Linked DNA regions of Homo sapiens: region 1 is linked to region 2. Evidence: chromatin loops called from intact Hi-C (ENCODE). Cell type or tissue: lower leg skin. All regions are shown on one strand. Links, peaks and the distances in the headings refer to the core of each region. The heading gives the core; the rest is flanking DNA. Region 1 overlaps TOR4A (torsin family 4 member A). Region 2 overlaps EXD3 (exonuclease 3'-5' domain containing 3).

Region 1 (9,094 bases), core at 806-8,805, 66 kb after region 2:
TGGCAACATAGTGAGACCTCGTCTCTAAAAAAATTTTTTAAACCTGGCCAGACGTGGCACACGCCTGTGGTCCCATCCACTTTGGAGGCTGAGGTGGTAGGATGGCTTGAGCCCAGGAGGTTTAGGCTGCAGTGAGCCATGATTGCACCCCTGCACTCCAGTCTGGGCAACAGAGAGAGACCCTGTCTCAAAAAATATATATGTGGGGACCGGTGCGGTGGCTCACGCCTGTAATCCCAGTACTGAGGGAGGCCAAGGTGGGTGGGTCACCTGAGGTCAGGCATTCAAGACCAGCCTGGCCAACATGGAGAAACACTCTCTACTAAAAATACAACAATTAGCTGGTATGGTGGCGCATGCCTGTAATCCCAGCTATTCGGGAGGCTGAGGCAGGAGAATCGCTTGAACCCAAGAGGCGGAGCTTGCAGTGAGCCGAGGTCACGCCACTGAACTCCAGCCTGGGTGACAGAGTGAGACCCTGAAAAAAAAATAAAAAAATAAAAATGAAACCCACTAACTAGGTTTTGTTAAAGATTTACAGGAGCAAGGGCCGGGCATGGTGGCTCACGCCTGTAATCCCAGCACTTTGGGAGGCCAAGGTGGGCACATCATGAGGTCAGGAGATCGAGACCATCCCGGCTAACATGGTGAAACCCTGACTCTACAAAAAATACAAAAAAAAAATTAGCCGGGCATGGTGGCAGGCGCCTGTAGTCCCAGCTACTTGGGAGGCTGAGGCAGGAAAATGGCGTGAACCTGGGAGGCGGAGGTTGCAGTGAGCCAAGATTGCACCACTGCACTCCAGCCTGGGCGACAGAGCGAGACTCCATCTCAAAAAAAAAAAAAAAGATTTACAGGAGCACTGTGACCTGACCAAGGACAGAGAAGTGGCCACAGCCTCCTCAGACCCTCGCTGGCACCCAGATGTGTGTGGTCCTCGGTCCCTCCCACCCTCGCTGGCACCCAGATGTGTGTGGTCCTCGGTCCCCTCCTGATCCCAAGCCCTGCACATAGTTTCTCCACATCCCCCATCCCATGAAAACCCTCCTGCCAGCATGGAAAATGTAAGATACTGGTTCAGGACACTAGGTCTCCAGGTCTCCATCTTCTCGGTTTGCTGGCTCTCCAATTTCTTTTTTTTTTCTTTTTTTTTTTTTTTAATTTATTTTTTTATTGATAATTCTTGGGTGTTTCTCACAGAGGGGGATTTGGCAGGGTCATGGGACAATAGTGGAGGGAAGGTCAGCAGATAAACAAGTGAACAAAGGTCTCTGGTTTTCCTAGGCAGAGGACTCTGCGGCCTTCCGCAGTGTTTGTGTCCCTGATTACTTGAGATTAGGGATGGGTGATGACTCTTAACGAGCATGCTGCCTTCAAGCATCTGTTTAACAAAGCACATCTTGCACCGCCCTTAATCCATTTAACCCTGAGTGGACACAGCACATGTTTCAGAGAGCACAGGGTTGGGGGTAAGGTCACAGATCAACAGGATCCCAAGGCAGAGGAATTTTTCTTAGTGCAGAACAAAATGAAAAGTCTCCCATGTCTACTTCTTTCTACACAGACACGGCAACCATCCGATTTCTCAATCTTTTCCCCACCTTTCCCGCCTTTCCATTCCACAAAGCCGCCATTGTCATCCTGGCCCGTTCTCAATGAGCTGTTAGGCACACCTCCCAGACGGGGTGGTGGCCGGGCAGAGGGGCTCCTCACTTCCCAGTAGGGGCGGCCGGGCAGAGGCGCCCCTCACCTCCCGGACGGGGCGGCTGGCCGGGCAGGGGGGCTGACCCCCCCCACCTCCCTCCCGGACGGGGCGGCTGGCCGGGCAGAGGGGCTCCTCACTTCCCAGTAGGGGCGGCCGGGCAGAGGCGCCCCTCACCTCCCGGACGGGGCGGCTGGCCGGGCGGGGGGCCGACCCCCCCACCTCCCTCCCGGACGGGGCGGCTGGCCGGGCAGAGGGGCTCCTCACTTCCCAGTAGGGGCGGCCGGGCAGAGGCGCTTTTTCTTTCCTTTTCTATTTTTTTATTATTTTATTTTATTTTATTTTTTGAGAGTGAATCTCATTCTGTCGCCCAGGCTGGAGTGCAGTGGCGCGATCTCGGCTCACTGCAAGCTCCGCCTCCCGGATTCACACCATTCTCCTGCCTCAGCCTCCCAAGTAGCTGGGACTACAGGCACCTGCCACCAGGCCTGGCTAATTTTTTGTATTTTTAGTAGAGATGGGGCTTCACCATGTTAGCCAGGTTGGTCTTGATCTCCTGACCTCGTGATCTGCCCGCCTCGGCCTCCCAAAGTGCTGGGATTACAGGCGTGAGCCACCGTGCCTGGCCCAAATATTCTCTTCTTGTAAGGACACCAGTCACATTGCATCCTGATCCACAGTACTCATTTCAGCCTTAAAAAGGAATGGGCGGCTGGGCGCCGTGGCTCACACCTGTAATCCCAGCACTTTGGGAGGTCAAGGTGGGTGGATCATTTGAGCTCAGGAGTTCGAGACCAGCCTGGGCAATGTGGCAAAGCCCCATTTCTATAAAAAATACAAAAATTAAGCAAGCATGGTGGTGCACACCTGTGGCCCCAGCTGCTTGGGATGCTGAGCTGGGAGGATCACTTGAGCCCAGGAGTGCAAGGCTGCAGTGAGCTATGACTCTACCACTGTACTCTAGCCTGGGTGACAGAGTAAGACCCTGTCTCAAAAAAATAAAAATTTTAAAAAAAGAAAAGAGGCTGGGCTCGGTGGCTTACACCTGTAATCCCAGCACTTTGGGAGGCCGACACAGGTGGATCACCTGAGGTCAAGAGTTGGAGACCAGCCTGGGCAACATGATGAAACCCTGTCTCTACTAAAACTACAAAAGTTAGCCAGGTAAGCTACTCGGGAGGCTGAAGCAGAAGCATCACTTGAACCCGGGAGGCAGAGGTTGCAGTGAGCCGAGATCACGCCACTGCACTCCAGTCTGGGCAACAAGAGCGAAACTCCGTCTTGAAAAAAAAAATAAGAAAAACTACGACGCTCTACGCTCATCCTCAGAGGCAGAAGGGCAGAAATCACCAGCTCACACCCCCGGGCAATGGCCACGTGCTGGAGCGCCTTCCATCCCCGTTCCCTTTCCAGCCTCCAGAAACTCCACGAGGTCCTGGACATGAGTCTGCATCTCTTGGGAGGTGCTGAGTGGGTGTCTCTCCCTGAGCTGCACTGACACCTGCTGGAGGCTCTGACGGCCTCAGTCCACGAAGGCCCATGGCAGGGACTGCTCCTTGTAGCTCATCCATCACCAGCTCCACACAGTCAAAGACCTTCTCCTGGGTCAGGTGCAGTGGCTCACGCCTGTAATCTCAGCACTTTGGGAGGCCAAGGCAGGCGGATCACCTGAGGTCAGGAGTTCAAGACCAGCCTGACCAACATGGTGAAACCCCATCTCTACTAAAAATACAAAGTTAGCCAGGTGTGGTGGCACATGCTGCAATCTCAGCTACTTGGAAGGCTGAGACAGGAGAATAGTGTGAACTCAGAAGGCGGTTACAGTGAGCCGAGATCGCACCACTGCACTCCAGCCTGGGCGACAGAGCGAGACTCCGTCTCAAAAAAAAAAAAAAAAAGAACACAGTCTGGGCCAGGTGTGGTGGCTCAAGCCTGTAGTCCCAGCACTTTGAGAAGCCAAAGCAGGAGGATCCCTTGAGCCCAGGAGTTTGAGACTAGCTTGGGCAACATAGTGAAACCTCATCTGTACAAAAAATGAACAAAATTAGCTGGGCGTGGTGACATGCACCTGTAGTCCCAGCTACTCGGGAGGCTGAGGCAGGAGGATTGCTTGAGCCTGTTGCTATGTGCTTGAGCAATGTGCTATGATCATGCCATTACACTCCAGCCTGGGCAACCGAGTGAAACTCTGTCTGGAAAAAAAAAAGTATACTGTAGTTTCACTTCAACTTCAGAAATTCTGACTTTGGTTGATCCTCTGAACATGTAATCGCAGACACTCAACCTGATAGTGCAACAAAAACTGATCCCAAGCCTGAGGCTCTGAAGAAACCTCTGCTATGGATTCCTTCATCTCAACCACAGGTATTGCCAGAAACAAATCTGATGCTTTTTCTTTTGGGTATTCAAAACATTTTTGTAGATTTTCATTGCTTTCCATTCTGTCTACAAAATGTTTCAAATCTTCAGAAAGAGAAGATACATTGGCTTTAAAACTTTCAAGGTGAAGCCAGGTGCGGTGGCTCACGCCTGTAATCCCAGCACTTTGAGAGGCCGAGGCAAGAGGATTGCTTGATCTCAGGAGTTCGAGACCAGCCTGGCCAACATATAGTGAAACCCCGTCTCTACTAAAAAAATACAAAAATTAGGCCGGGTGCAGTGGCTCACACCTGTAATCCCAGCACTTTGGGAGGCCAAGGTGGTGGATCACCTGAGATCAGGAGTTTGAGACCAGCCTGGCCAACATGGAGAAATCCTGTCTCTACTAAAACTACAAAAATTAGCTGGGCGTGGTGGCACATGCCTGTAATCCCAGCTACTCAGGAGGCTGAGGCAGGAGAATTGCCTGAACCCAGGAGGCAGAGGTTGCCGTGATCTGAGATTGCACCACTGCACTCCAACCTGGGAAACAGATTGAGATTCATCTCTCAAAAAAAATTTAAAAAAAAAACTTTCAAGATGGAAAACAATTTTTTATATATAATAAAGAATTGAAAGACAAAAAAAAAAAGAACCAAATGGAAATGGAAAGTTTGGAGTTAAAAAGCACAAAAACTGAAATGAGAAATCCACTAAAGAGGTTGAGCAACAGATTTTTTTTTTTTTTTTTTGAGATAAGTCTCGCTCTGTCTCCCAGGCTGGAGTGCAATGGCTCAATCTCGGCTCACTGCAACCTCTGCCTCCTGGATTCAAGTGATTCTCCTGCCTCAGCCTCCCGGGCAGCTGGAATTGTATGTGCTCGCCATGCAATTTGAGACTAGATCAATAGAAACTACCCAATGTGGGGCCGGACACGGTGGCTCATGCCTGTAATCCCAGCACTTTGGGAGGCCGAGGAGGGCGGATCATGAGGTCAGGAGATCGAGACCATCCTGGCTAACATGGTGAAACCCCGTCTCTACTAAAAAAATGCAAAAAAAAAAATTAGCCAGTCATGGTGGCAGGCGCCTGTAATCCCAGCTACTAAGGAGGCTGAGGCAGAATGGCGAGAACCCGGGAGGCGGAGCTTGCAGTGAGCCAAGATTGCGCCACTGCACTTCCAGCCTGGATGACAGAGCAAGACTCCATCTCAAAAAAAAAAAATGCAAAAAACTAGCCAGGCGTGGTGATGGGCGCCTGTAGTCCCAGCTACTTGGGAGGCTGAGGCAGGAGAATGGCATGAACCCAGGAGGCGGAGCTTGCAGTGAGCAGAGATCGCGCCACTGCACTCCAGCCTGGGCAACAGAGCGAGACTCTGTCTCAAAAAAAAAAAAAAAAACAAAAATTACCAGGACATGGTGGCACACGCCTCTGGTCCCAGCTACTCAGGAGGCCAAGGCAGGAGAATCGCTTGAACCTGGGAGTTTAAGGCTGCAGTGAGCCAAGATTGCACCACTAGCTGAGATTGCACCACTGCCCTCCAGCCTAGGTGACAGAGTGAGACCCTGTCTCAAACAAACAAACCAAAAAAAAAAAAAAAAGCTTTATTTCAAAAAGTTTGCCTAGGGCCAGGCATGGTGGCTCACGCCTGTAATCCCAGCACTTTGGGAGGTCTAGGCTGGAGGATCACTGTAAGTGGGGAGTTTGAGACCAGCCTGTCCAATATGGTATAACCCTGTCTCTACTAAAAATACAAAAATTAGCTGAGCATGTTGGTGCGTGCCTGCAATCCCAGCTACTCGGGAGACTGAGGCAGGAGAATTGCTTGAACCCAGGAGGTGGAAGTTGCAATGAGCCGAGATCATCGCACCATTGCACTCCAGCCTAGACAACAAGAGTGAAACTCCGTCTCAAAACAAAACAAAACAAAAAATTAGCTGGGCATGGTGGCACACACCTGTAGTCCCAGGTACTAGGGAGGCTACAGCAGGAGAATCCCTTGAACCCAGGAGGCAGAGGTTGCAGTGAGCCAAGATCGAGCCACTGCACTCCAGCCTGGGCGATAGAGCAAGACTGTCTCAAAAAAAAAAAATCAATAAAATTAGACAATTTAGATGAAATGGACAAATTCCTAGAAGTTCCAAGAAAGACACAAATTACCAAAACTGACTCAGGGACTTTGCAGATGTAGGTAAGTGTGGACCTTGGATGGGAAGATAATCCGTTATTACCCAGGTGGACACATTTACTTATTTATTTTATCTTTTTTGAGACATAGTCTCACTCTGTCGTCCAGGCTGGAGTGCAGTCGCAGGGTCTTGGCTCACTGCAAGCTCCACCTCCTGGATTCAAGCGATTCTCCTACCTCAGCCCCCCAAGTAGCTGGGATGACAGGAACTCGACACCACATCCGACTGATTTTTGTATTTTTAGTAGAGACAGGGTTCCACCATGTTGGCCAGGCTGGTCTTGAACTCCTGACCTCAGGTGATCTGCCCGCCTTGGCCTCCCAAAGTGCTGGGATTATAGGCGTGAGCCACTGCGCCTGGCCCAGGTGGACACATCTAGTCACATGGGTCTTTAAAAGCAGAAAACTCTTCCTGGCTGTGGTCGGAAGGATGCAGTGTTGCTGACCTTGAAAAATGCAGAGAATGGCCAGGCGCGGCGGCTCACGCCTGGAATCCCAGCACTTTGGAAGGCCGAGGTGGGAGAATCGCTTGAGCCCAGGAGGTCGAGGCTGTAGTGAGCCACAATCACGCCATTGCATTCCAGCCTGAATGACAGAGAGAACCTGTCTCTATTAAAAGAAAAGAGAAGCCAGGCACGTTGGCTCACAACTGTAATGCCAGCATTTTGGGAGGCTGAGATGGGTAGATCACCTGAGGTCAGGAGTTCGAGACCAGCCTGGCCAACATAGTGAAACTGAGTCCCTACTAAAAATACAAAAATTAGCTGGGTGTGGTGGTGGGCGTCTGTAATTCCAGCTACTCAGGAGGCTGAGGCAGGAGAATTACTTGAACCCAGGAGGTGGAGGCTGCAGTGAGTGGAGATCACACCACTGCACTCCAGCCTGGGTGACAGAGCGAGACCTTGTCTCAAAAAAAAAAAAAAAAGTCATTATGATGTGCACACACAGATCACGAGGGTTACTACGTAATGACACATGGCAGATGTCAAAGAATAACTCAGAGACAACTGCACAGAAACAGTTTCTGCACATATGAGGGAGAGCAGCTATGACATTTGGGATCATCTGGTTAGCTGGCAACTTCCCGCATGTCCAGCCTGGGTCATCTGCCCTCAGCACCTGTCCAGGGCAATTAAAGAAAATACTTTAGTTATTTATGGATTTCCTGGAAAGCCCGGATGTTTGAGCTGCAGACTGCATGTGAGCCCCAATCCTTCCATCAGCCTCCAGGTCCACACCACTTCCCCATTCAGAAGTTTCTCAAAACAAAACAAAAAACAAAACTCTCGATCAGCATGTCCTATTAAATAGAAGCTTAGAGAGAAATGGATAAATCTACCATAAATCTACAATTAGGGAAAGATTTCAGCATCCTCCTCAATTATTAACAGACCAGACAGACAAGAAACAAACCAAACAGTAGGTCGTCAGATTTGAACCACACAATTTATTAACAAGCATGATTTGTGGCCTCGTTTATTACCAGCCCCCACCCCAGCACTTGGTGCACATTCTCCTTAAGCGCAGAATTTGGCCTCAAGGTAATATTTTAGGAATAAATAAAAAGAGGCCGGGCACGGTGGCTCACACCTGTAATCCCAGCACTTTGGGAGGCCGAGGTGGGCGGATCACGAGGTCAGGAGTTCGTGACTAGCCTGGCCAACATAGTGAATCACCGTCTCTACCAACAATACAAAAAAATTACCCGGGCGTGATGGCGGGCGCCTGTAATCCCAGCTACTCGGGAGGCTGAGGCAGGAGAATCGCTTGAACCCAGGAGGCAGAGGTTGCAGTGAACCGAGATCGTGTCATTGCACTCCAGCCTGGGCAACAAGAGCAAAACTCTGTGTCAAAAAAAAAAGAAAGAAAGAAAGAAAGAGATAAAATTTCCCCTTAGGTCTGGACCTTTTGATACAAGCCGATGCTCAGCGGGTGTTGTTGACTGACAGGTGGATGAATGGCCCACGCTTGCCGGCAGGTGACACCTCCAGGTGGGTGCTCTGTGGGAAGGGGAGCTGACAGTCCTGGGGGTCCTGCCTGGGGAGCAGTGGGCACCCCAACATTCACCCATGCAGGGACTGGCAAACACACCCCCACTCTGCAGCTCTCTCTGTTACCACCTTGAAGCCAACACGAAGGCCAGACCAGAGCTGGGTGTCCCTCTGTGTGGGCTCCTGGGACAGATACTCGCCTGGGAGAGGTGGGGCTCCTTCTCCCAGCTCCTTCCCCTAGCCCTGGGGTTGGGGTGGACAGAGCTGGGCTGAACTCAGCCCTGGTTCCCAGCGCTGGCTAGCCGGTCCTGCACAGCCCCAGGAGGCAAAGGTTTCCTGGTAGCCCCCACCCCCACCCCGTGGAGCCGGACCCCTCCCCAAGACTCCAGGAGCAGCGGGAGTCCTCAGGACCCTCTGGGCAGGACGGGGCAGCCCTCTCGCTAGCGCTCCCGCCCTGGGCCCAGGACCTGCGCGCCGAGCTCGAGCTCCGCGGAGCCGCTGCCATCCGCCCAGAGATCCCAGACTTTCAAGCGGCCTGAATCCCCGTCTCCACTAGACGGCCCTCGCCCCCGACCACAGACACCAACCACCAGGGCGAGAATGGATGCGAGGCGGGGGAGAGAACAGGACACCCTCCGGGAAGCCGCAGGACCTCTGCTCAGGGAACTAGCGGGGCCCCTCCGGGGACACCGGCGCTGGTGGGCGCGGTCTCCGGGCTGAGTTCAGGCCTCGGGGCCGGAGGAGTCCCACTTGCCAGGGGCGCCCGCCGTGTGCGCTCGACTCGGGGCTTCCGGCGCGGCCCCGCCTCCACCTTCGCGGTGCCCCCACCTCGACGGCGCCCCGCACCGGCGTGAA
Region 2 (9,094 bases), core at 300-8,299:
AGGCGGCTCCGGGAGGGCTTCCTGCCTCCTGCCTGGCTGCAGAGCTGAGGGTGAGTGCTGAGTCCAAGTCCGCAGGACTCCAGCCACTCCTCCCAGGCCCCTCTGGACAGGCTGATGGCCACACCTGCCTGTGTCGTTGGACACCAAGGGAAGCCAGGTCCCCTTTGCTCCCAGGACCCCCTGCAAGGGCCGGGAAGATGCACTGAGGCCCCTTCCATGGGGCCCTTGAATCTCAGGAGGGTACAGGCTGGCACCTGGCCGGAAGTTTGAATTTTATCTGGATTTTGCAGTGTTTCTAGGTCCTCCTTCCTCCTTCCTCCTTCCTCCTTCCTCCTTCCTCCCTTTCTCCTTCCTCCATCCTCCCTTTCTCCTTCCTCCTTCCTCCTTCCTCCTTCCTCCTTCCTCCATCCTCCCTTCCTCCTTCCTCCTTTCTCCTTCCGCCCTTTCTCCTTCCTCCTTCCTCCATCCTCCCTTCCTCCTTCCTCCTTCCTCCTTCCTCCTTCCTCCATCCTCCTTCCTCCTTCCTCCTTCCTCCTTCCTCCATCCTCCTTCCTCCTTCCTCCTTCCTCCTTTCTCCTTCCTCCATCCTCCCTTCCTCCATCCTCCTTCCTCCTTCCTCCCTGCCTCAGGGCAGATGGTCGCCCGGCTCCCCGTGGCTGCGCTCTGGGCGTGGGGGGTGGGGCCCTGAAAGGTCGGCACCCCGCTGAGGACCAGCCAGCCCGTTAGCACCACTGGCTGCCGCACCCTGGGGGAAAAGGGCTCAGCCAGACTGTGGTGCCCTCCCCGGGGCCCCCTCAGGCTCTGGAGTGGAGTATGGAGGTGAGGCTGACGGAGGGTGTGGACGTGCGTGTGCCTCAGTCCCTGCCGCTCATGGGGCTTCAGTCACGGGACCCACAGTGAGCAGCCGGCTCTGTCCACGAGGGTTCCACGTGCCAGTGAGAGAAGGGCAGGGCACAAACGCAGATGCCAACGCCAAGAAGGAAACTCCCTGAGGAAAGACAGGGAGGCCCCAGAGGGAGGCCAGACGAAAGGGCCCGCCACACAAGTGCAAGGGAGACCCCGGGGCCGGCGGGACCCCCAGGCTGAGTGGGGTGGACCCCAGCAGAGGCCCAGGTGGTGAGGAGGGGGTGGGCTCCGGGGCAGAGGTGGAGGACGGTGAAGGGGCAGGCGCAGCCCCTCTGCCCGTCTCCAGCCCGCCCCAGAAGGAGGCCGTGGTGAGGCTGCCCTGAGCCCTCAGTGCTGAGCTGGCCTTTCCTTTCAGCGCTGTGTCCCAACGCGGCCATTCAGCAGCGCCTGGCGGCCCTGCGGCACCTGTGCCACAAGCGGTTTGTGGAGGTTCGTGAGCAGGAGGGGGTCCTGGGGGCAGCCAGCCGCGGCCTGAGCCACAGAGTTTGGCCTGGGATACTCACTGCGCACTGCAGGGTGCACAGACATATCAAGTAGGAGCTGCTTCTTGCCCCAGAGCTGGGTGAGCTGGGCCAGGCCTGGGTGAAGGGGAGGCCATGGGGCCCTGGCTCTGGGCTGTGGCACCAGGGCGGGTGAGCACCTGGGCTCTGCCAAGGATGTACCCTGCCAGGGGTCGAGGAAAACTCCCACCAGGCCCCGATACAGCCTCTGGAGCTGCCTGGCAACCGCCCCTTCCTGTTTGCCTTTGCAGAAGAGCCTGTCACAGGAGAACTGGACCGACCATGTGCAGGTGAGTTCGTGCCCTTGCCTGTAAGCCGGCAGGGCGGCCTGGGCGGCTGTCCTAGGGGCACAGGCCCGGAGCCTCCTGGTGGAAGTGCGCAGAGCTGAGGCCTTCGCTGGGGCTGCTGAGCCCAGACCCCATGTTGGGGCGTGTGGCTGGCAGGCGGGTGTAGGGTCCTCAGGCCCGGGAGGCCTGAGCGGGAGCCGAGGGCATCAGTAGAGCCTGACTGGGCCTCGTTCCAGGCAGACGGCAGCGTCCGTGCCACCCGAACCAACCCAGCGGAGCTGCCTGTGGGGCCGGGTGGGGGCTGAGAGTCACCAGAGAGGTGCAAGGCGCCTGGGCGAGGCCGGAAGGAGGAAGGCCAGGCCCCCCCAGCCCGGTGCCAGCGCAGAGCCGGCCGGAAGGGCAGCGGACGTCCTGAAGAATGCGGGCGGCTTCCACGTATTGTCGTCCACGTGGGAACCCACGCCGGGGAAGCAGCCTCAGGCTGCTGGGCCTGAAGCCAGCGGGGCAGGCGGACCCTCCTCGAGGCCGTGGGGTGGGAGGTCGTGCAGGAGCTCAGCCTGCTGGGCAGGTCCCCTCCCTTCCCGCCTGACACTCAAGGCCATCCTGGACCCATGGACTCCAGGACCTTGCGGGGAGGGAGACCCTCGCTTGTGCTGGGCCCTGCATTTCCCAGCGGGGGCTGAGGGTCCCGCAGGCCTGTAGGTGCCTCTGCTCCTGGGCTGGGCGCTGCCACGGTGGCTGCGGGGTGGGAGAGAGCTCACCCTGGTGAGGATGAGGTTTCTCAGGACCCCCTTGGTCATTGCCACCCAGAGGGCACCCCTCTGTCTGCTCCTGGGCCATGGGTGAATGGGTGCCCAATAGCCTCCTGAGCCCTGCCAGCCAAACCCCACATAATGAGGAGGAGGGGAAGGGGCAGAGGGGCTCCCCTGGCAAGAGGAGGAGCGTGGAGATGGGGCAGGCTGGGCAGGTGCTCCAGAAAACATGCCCGGGCTCCTGGGACCCGGGGTGGGGGCAGATGCCTGGTGAGAGCAGGAGGGCCGGCAGAGGCTTGGAGGCCGGGAAGGTCAGTGGAGGCTTGGAGGCCAGGAGGGCCAGTGGAGGCTTGGAGGCTGGAAAGGTCAGTGGAGGCTTGGAGGCCAGGAGGGCTGGTGGAGGCTTGGAGGCCAGGAAGGTCAGCAGAGGCTTGGAGGCCAGGAGGGCCGGTGGAGGCTTGGAGGCCGGGAAGGTCAGCGGAGGCTTGGAGGCCAGGAGGGGCCAGCTGGGGCTGAACTGAGGTGGGCAGCCTTCACCTCAGGCTTGGAGACCCGGAAGGCCAGCCGGGGCTACACTGGGGTGGACAGCCTTTGCCTCAGCACCTCTATCTCAGCCGCTTTGGTCCTGTGGAACCTTGACCTCAGGCAGGACAGATGCTGCAGGCCTCAGGTGGACGGCTGCCCCTCCTCCCCGAGTGCTCATAGCCAGTCTGCAAGGTCGGGGTCTACGGGGGTCCCTCGGGGCAGGGCCCTGTGGCACAGCAATGTCCCCATCTCCATCCTCACGGCCACCCTCCTCACAGGGCCTGGTGGGGCAGAGCCCGTGGCTTCAGGAGCAGCTGTCTCAGCTGCTGGTCTCCCACAGTGACCCAGTCACGGCCGCCCAGTGTGCCATGGAACTCTTGCTGCCCGAGGAGCGGCTGCCGGCTGCGGTGGCTGTGGAACTCCGCCGGTTCAGGCTCCAGGGGAGGTGAGCGCCGCCAGGGTGACCCCAGCCAGGGGTGGGTTCCGCCCAGGGTGGCCCCTACCCTTGGGACGACAGCTCACCAGTCTTCACGCCAGTGGCTTGAGAATTAGAAATCAAGACAAAACAAAGAGCGCAGCTATACACAGAGCAGACAAGACAGCAGGGCCCAGCCCTCCTCCTCTGCTGCCAGATCCATGGCCAGCCCGACCCATGAGGGACCCTGGGGGGACAGTCACCAGGGCCACTGGGAGGAGAGGCAGGAGCAAGGGTCACGCTGGGCTGGACTGAGCCGGTGTGGGAGGAGGAGCCAGGACCTGAGATGCCCCCACCAAACAGGCCCTGAATGCTCCCCTCCTGCTCCGAGGTCAGAGTGGGTGGGGGACCAGGGACATGGGGGCGCTACCAGCTCTGCTCCTCCCAGGGCGACTGAGGCTGACTCGAGGCTGGAGGTGAAGGACATGAAGGACCGTTACTACCAGCTGCCCATCCCCAGGGAGAACGTCCACCTCCTGGCCTCGTGGGAAGACCTGACCAGACACGAGGGTGCACTCCTGCAGGTGGTTCCCTCGGCCGCTGGGGCAGCGCCCGGTGGTGGGATCCCCCTGCCAGGCACTGGAGGAGCATCAGGGGCATGGCATTCGGAGAGAGGCAAGGCCTCTGGGCATGAGCCCGCCAGGTGCCCCAGGGCTGCTGTGAGGGCAGCCGTTCCCCACACTGTGCTGCTGAGACTCCAGGATGCTGGCTGCTGGCATTTACCCAGTGCTGCCAGCCTGTGGAAGGTGCCGTGGAATCCCCATTTTACAGATGGTGCCCGAGACGTGGGGTGCCTCCCTGACACGGGCACTGCCGTGGGCACCAGGCCAGGCTCTTGCTCACAACAGCCAGGCCTCCCTCTCTGGTGCAGCCACAGAAAGCAGGGGGCAGCTGGAGCACAGGCCTTAGTGCCCCCAACAGCCCCAGCCCTATAAACATGCAGGGGTGCAGGGGCGTCTCCCCGAAGCCCAAGCTCACAGAGCTGCTCAGGACCTCCAGGCTGTGGTCCCTGCAGAGCCAAGTTGGCCCTGATGATCACATCTGCCCCTCTCTGCCCGCAGTGCCACCAAGTGGTTGGTGTAGACGTGGAGTGGACACCTGTGTTTGTTGCTGGGGGCCGGCCTCGGCCGTCACTCCTGCAGGTGGCCGTGGAGGGCCACGTGTTCCTTCTGGACGTCCTGGCACTCTCGCAGCCACCAACAGGGCAGGGAGCCCAGGCCTTTTCCCGGCTGGTGGCCCAGCTCCTCTCGGACCCCTCTATCACCAAGCTGGGTGAGTGAAGCCCTGGGGCCCCCTGCCCAGTCCAGAAAGAAAGCAGCCCGCACCCCTGCCTGACCCTTCCCTCCGTGTGCCCCGGGGAGGGTGCTGGGTGCACCCTGGGGTCAGGGGACAGTGCGGTCCCTGCCTGCAGGCGCCCCTCCCACGATGGTTCCTGCCCACAGGCTACGGGATGGTGGGGGACCTGCAAAAACTGGGCACGTCCTGCCCCGCCCTGGCCCATGTGGAGAAGCAGATTCTGGGCGGCATGGACCTGCTGCTGGTGCACAGACAGGTGGGCACCCACTGAGCCGCTCACAAGATGCCGGGTGGGCCTGGGGTTCGAGGGCTGCTTGGGGCCCCTCCACACCTTCCCAGCGGCCCTGGGCTTCTCCCGCCGGATTCCTGTCAGCACAGCCTCAGTCACCAGGGCCCCAGAGCAGAGCCTGGCAGAGCTGGATCTGGCATCTCCAGGGAGGGAGCAGGGCCTCCTGGTGCAGGCATCCCTGAGCCCCTGTGGGGCCGTTATCTGGTGTGAGGGCACCTTCCCCCAGACCTGAGCCCTGGGTTCCACTTGGAGGAGCTGCGGGAGGGAGCCCCTGGGGCTCTATCTAGCCCCCTCCCCGTGATCCCCACCCCTCTCTATCTAGCCCCCTCCTTGTGATCCCCACCCCTCTCTATCTAGAACCCTCCCCGTGATCCCCACCCCTCTCTATCTAGAACCCTCCCCGTGATCCCCACCCCTCTCTATCTAGCACCTTCCCCGTGATCCCCACCCCTCTCTATCTAGAACCTTCCCCGTGATCCCCACCCCTCTCTATCTAGAACCTTCCCCGTGATCCCCACCCCTCTCTATCTAGCCCCCTCCCCGTGATCCCCACCCCTCTCTATCTAGAACCTTCCCCGTGATCCCCACCCCTCTCTATCTAACCCCTCCCCGTGATCCCCACCCCTCTCTATCTAGCACCTTCCCCGTGATCCCCATCCCTCTCTATCTAGAACCTTCCCCGTGATCCCCACCCCTCTCTATCTAGCTCTCTCCCCGTAATCCCCACCCCTCTCTATCTAGCACCTTCCCCGTGATCCCCATCCCTCTCTATCTAGAACCTTCCCCGTGATCCCCACCCCTCTCTATCTAGAACCTTCCCCGTGATCCCCATCCCTCTCTATCTAGAACCTTCCCCGTGATCCCCACCCCTCTCTATCTAGAACCCTCCCCGTGATCCCCACCCCTCTCTATCTAGCCCCTCCTCGTGATCCCCACCCCTCTCTATCTAGAACCTTCCCCGTGATCCCCACCCCTCTCTATCTAGCACCTTCCCCGTGATCCCCACCCCTCTCTGGGCACACACGCCACCCCAGACACACACGTGGAGCGCCCCTAGCATGAGCACTAGAGCCCCCCGGGGGTGGTTTCGCTGCATTTTGTCTGCGTTTCTGCTGTTTTATGCACGGCACACCCAGTGCTCCTCTTCTGAAGATAAAACAGAGACAGAGAGCTGGCCACACAGACTCAGGGCCCGGGCTCTCTGAGGCTGTGAGGGGCTGGGCGGGGTTACCGTGGGACTGCTGACCAGGGCCCCCGGAGCTGGCCCTGGTGTGCAGTGCCTGCAGCCTGGGACCCCCACGTGGAGCCTCTCCTCGGATGTGTCCGCTCCTTCTCCCCGTCTCTGCTGTGGGGGCCGCTGGTGGAGGGGGCGGGGCCTCCTCCAGAGCCCCCGCAGGGCTGGTGTGAGTGGGCACGGTGACTGTGCTGCCGCCAGGGCCAGACGCGTTACCCTGCAGGGCACTGTCTTAGCAGATGCGGGTGGCGAGCGTGCCAGCCCCAGCCGTGGACAGGGCCAGGGAGCTGAGGGGCCTGAGCCTCCTGGTGCAGCAGGTGCTGGGCACAGCCCTGGACAAGACGCAGCAGCTGTCCAACTGGGACCGGAGGCCGCTCTGCGAGGAGCAGGTCATCTACGCAGGTGTGCGGTGCGGCGGGTGGGAGTGACCCCTCCTCACGCCCCTCCCGCCCTCTGTCCCGGGAGGCTGAGGCCGACTCCCCACACAGCTGCCGACGCCTACTGCCTGCTGGAGGTGCACCAAGCCCTGTGCAGAGAGCCCGCCCGCTTCCACCTGTCGGAGGACCTGGCTGGGAGCCGGAGGCCCAGGCACAGAGAGAGACCAGGGGCACGGAAGCCACCCGGCCTGCAGAAAGCGTCAGCACCGGCCGCACCCAGGCAGGTGGGTGAAGCCCCGCAGGGTCCGTTTGTCAGCATTCTTGGGGAAGGAGATCCCTGTCCATAAACCAAGGACCTGCATGGAGACAAGGCCACTGGGTCAGAGCGTGTGGAGGGGGCCCAGCTCCTGGAGCGAGAGGGGAGCAAAGTCCTGGTGAACCTCCTGCATGACTGTCACGGGGGCTGCGCTTGCCTGGGGGGTCACTGCTCAGGAGGCAGCCGTGCCCCTGAGTGCCCCAGTCCCCTCCTGATACTTGGCCTGGCAGGCCCCTCCCATGGCCCAAGGCAGCATCTAGCCCCCTCCCCGTGATCCCCACCCCTCTCTATCTAGCCCCCTCCCCCTCCCCTCTCTATCTAACCCCTCCCCGTGATCCCCACCCCTCTCTATCTAGCCCCCTCCTTGTGATCCCCACCCCTCTCTATCTAACCCCTCCCCGTGATCCCCACCCCTCTCTATCTAGCCCCCTCCCCATGATCCCCACCCCTCTCTGTCTAACCCCCTCCTTGTGATCCTCACCCCTCTCTATCTAGCACCTTCCTCGTGATCCCCACCCCTCTCTATCTAACCCCCTCCTTGTGATCCCCACCCCTCTCTATCTAGCCCCCTCCCCGTGATCCCCACCCCTCTCTGGGCACACACGCCACCCCAGACACACACGTGGAGCCCCCCCAGCATGAGCACTAGAGCCCCCCAGGGGTGGTTTCACTGCATTTTGTCTGCGTTTCTGCTGTTTTATGCACAGCACACACAGTTTTATCTTTTGAAGATAAAACAGAGACAGAGTGCTGGCCACACAGCCTCAGGGCCCTGGCTCTCTGAGGCTGTGAGGGGCTGGGGGGTGACCGTGGGACTGCTGACCAGGGCCTCACTGCAGGTCCCTGTGGCTGTGGCTGTGTCTGAGGGCGCTGCCCCTCAGATTCCGGCCAGGGCCTTCCGTGTGGTGTGTGACAACATGCTGCAGGGGCTGGCACGGAGCCTCCGCTGTCTCGGTGTGGATGCACGCATGCTGGGCAATGGTGAAGACCACCGCAGGGCGGCCGAGGTGAGTTTGCGGGGAGGGTCTTGGGGTCCTCCCAAGGTGCAGCTGCCCCTAGCACAGGTGTGCCCACCCCTAGCATCAAACTCCTCCCTCCAGCTCATCCATGGCTGCCAGCTGTGCCAGGCAGGCTCTGGGAACAGGACGGGGTGGCCAAGGATGGAGCGGTTGGGGGCCAAGTGGCTGAGATGGTCCCAGCCTCAGCCCTCATTGTCCCACAAAAGGAATTTACAGATGTAATTGACACTATTAATCAGTTGAACTTAAAATAGAGAGTCTATCTTATTTGGGTGGGCCCAGTGTAATCACATGAGCCCTTAAAAGCAGAAATGGGGCCGGACGCAGTGGCTCATGCCTATAATCCCAGCACCTTGGGAGGCCGAGGTGGGTGGATCACTTGAGGCCAGGAGTTGGAGACCAGCCTGACCAATATGGTGAAACCCCGTCTGTACCAAAAATAGAAAAATTAGCCAGGCGTAGTGGCGGGCGCCTGTAATCCCAACTACTCAGGAGGCTGAGACACGAGAATCGCTTAAACACCGGAGGCAGAGGTTACAGTGAGCTGAGATCACGCCACTGCACTCCAGCCTGGCTGACAGAGCAAGACTCCATCTTAAAAAAAAAAGAAAAAAAGCAGGAATGGAACACAGAAGACAGAGAGATTCAAAGCACAGGAAGGATTCAGTGTCCCATTGTTGGCTTGAAGATGGAGGACGCCGCACAAGGAAACCTCAGTCCAACAGCCACAAGCAGCCAGATTCTGCCAACACCTGACCAAGCCCAGAAGCAGGTTCTTCCCCGGAGTCTCCTAAGAGGAGCCTGCCGTCGCGAACACTGTGATTTCAGCCATGAGACCCTGAGCAGAGAACCTGGTTGAGTCCACCGGACTTCTGGACTTCCACAGAACTATGTTGTAAGCTGCTAAGCTTTTAGTAAATTGTGACAGCAGCATTAGAAAAATGACATGGAGGCTGGGTGCTCACGCCTGTAATCCCTGCACTCTGGGAGGCCGAGGCGGGTGGATCACAAGGTCAGGGGTTCAAGACCAGCCTGGCCAAGATGGTGAAACCCTGTCTCTCCTAAAAATACAAAAATTAGCTGGGCGTGGTGGCGGGCGCCTGTAATCCCAGCTACTC

Evidence for each region. A loop is a pair of places that touch in the nucleus more often than their neighbours do. Peaks named below come from ENCODE experiments on the same cell type or tissue, not always from the same donor. Only the 100,000 strongest peaks of a DNase experiment are listed, where the experiment ranks them.
Region 1: a loop joins it to region 2, with 13 times the contacts of the local background. A loop is called at or near these places in 2 of 110 quality-filtered maps.

The regions. Positions count from the first base shown.
Region 1 is chr9:137,281,223-137,290,316 of GRCh38, reverse strand. TOR4A (torsin family 4 member A) reads right to left here. Exons shown (of 2, transcript NM_017723.3): 2 at 7,676-9,094. Among named protein-coding and RNA genes, the nearest start is that of TOR4A, 8.0 kb to the right of the region's middle. RefSeq lists an enhancer at 3,098-3,147 and a silencer at 3,448-3,547. In lower leg skin, for the core only: no CTCF peak of the experiment used is centred there; no DNase peak of the experiment used is centred there.
Region 2 is chr9:137,346,941-137,356,034 of GRCh38, reverse strand. EXD3 (exonuclease 3'-5' domain containing 3) reads left to right here. Exons shown (of 22, transcript NM_017820.5): 9 at 1,262-1,335; 10 at 1,658-1,696; 11 at 3,249-3,415; 12 at 3,834-3,969; 13 at 4,507-4,717; 14 at 4,888-4,997; 15 at 6,504-6,666; 16 at 6,753-6,925; 17 at 7,797-7,964. Among named protein-coding and RNA genes, the nearest start is that of NRARP, 49 kb to the right of the region's middle. RefSeq lists enhancers at 4,043-4,551, 4,552-5,061. In lower leg skin, for the core only: no CTCF peak of the experiment used is centred there; DNase peaks (open chromatin) are centred at 3,918, 5,114, 6,204 and 6,464.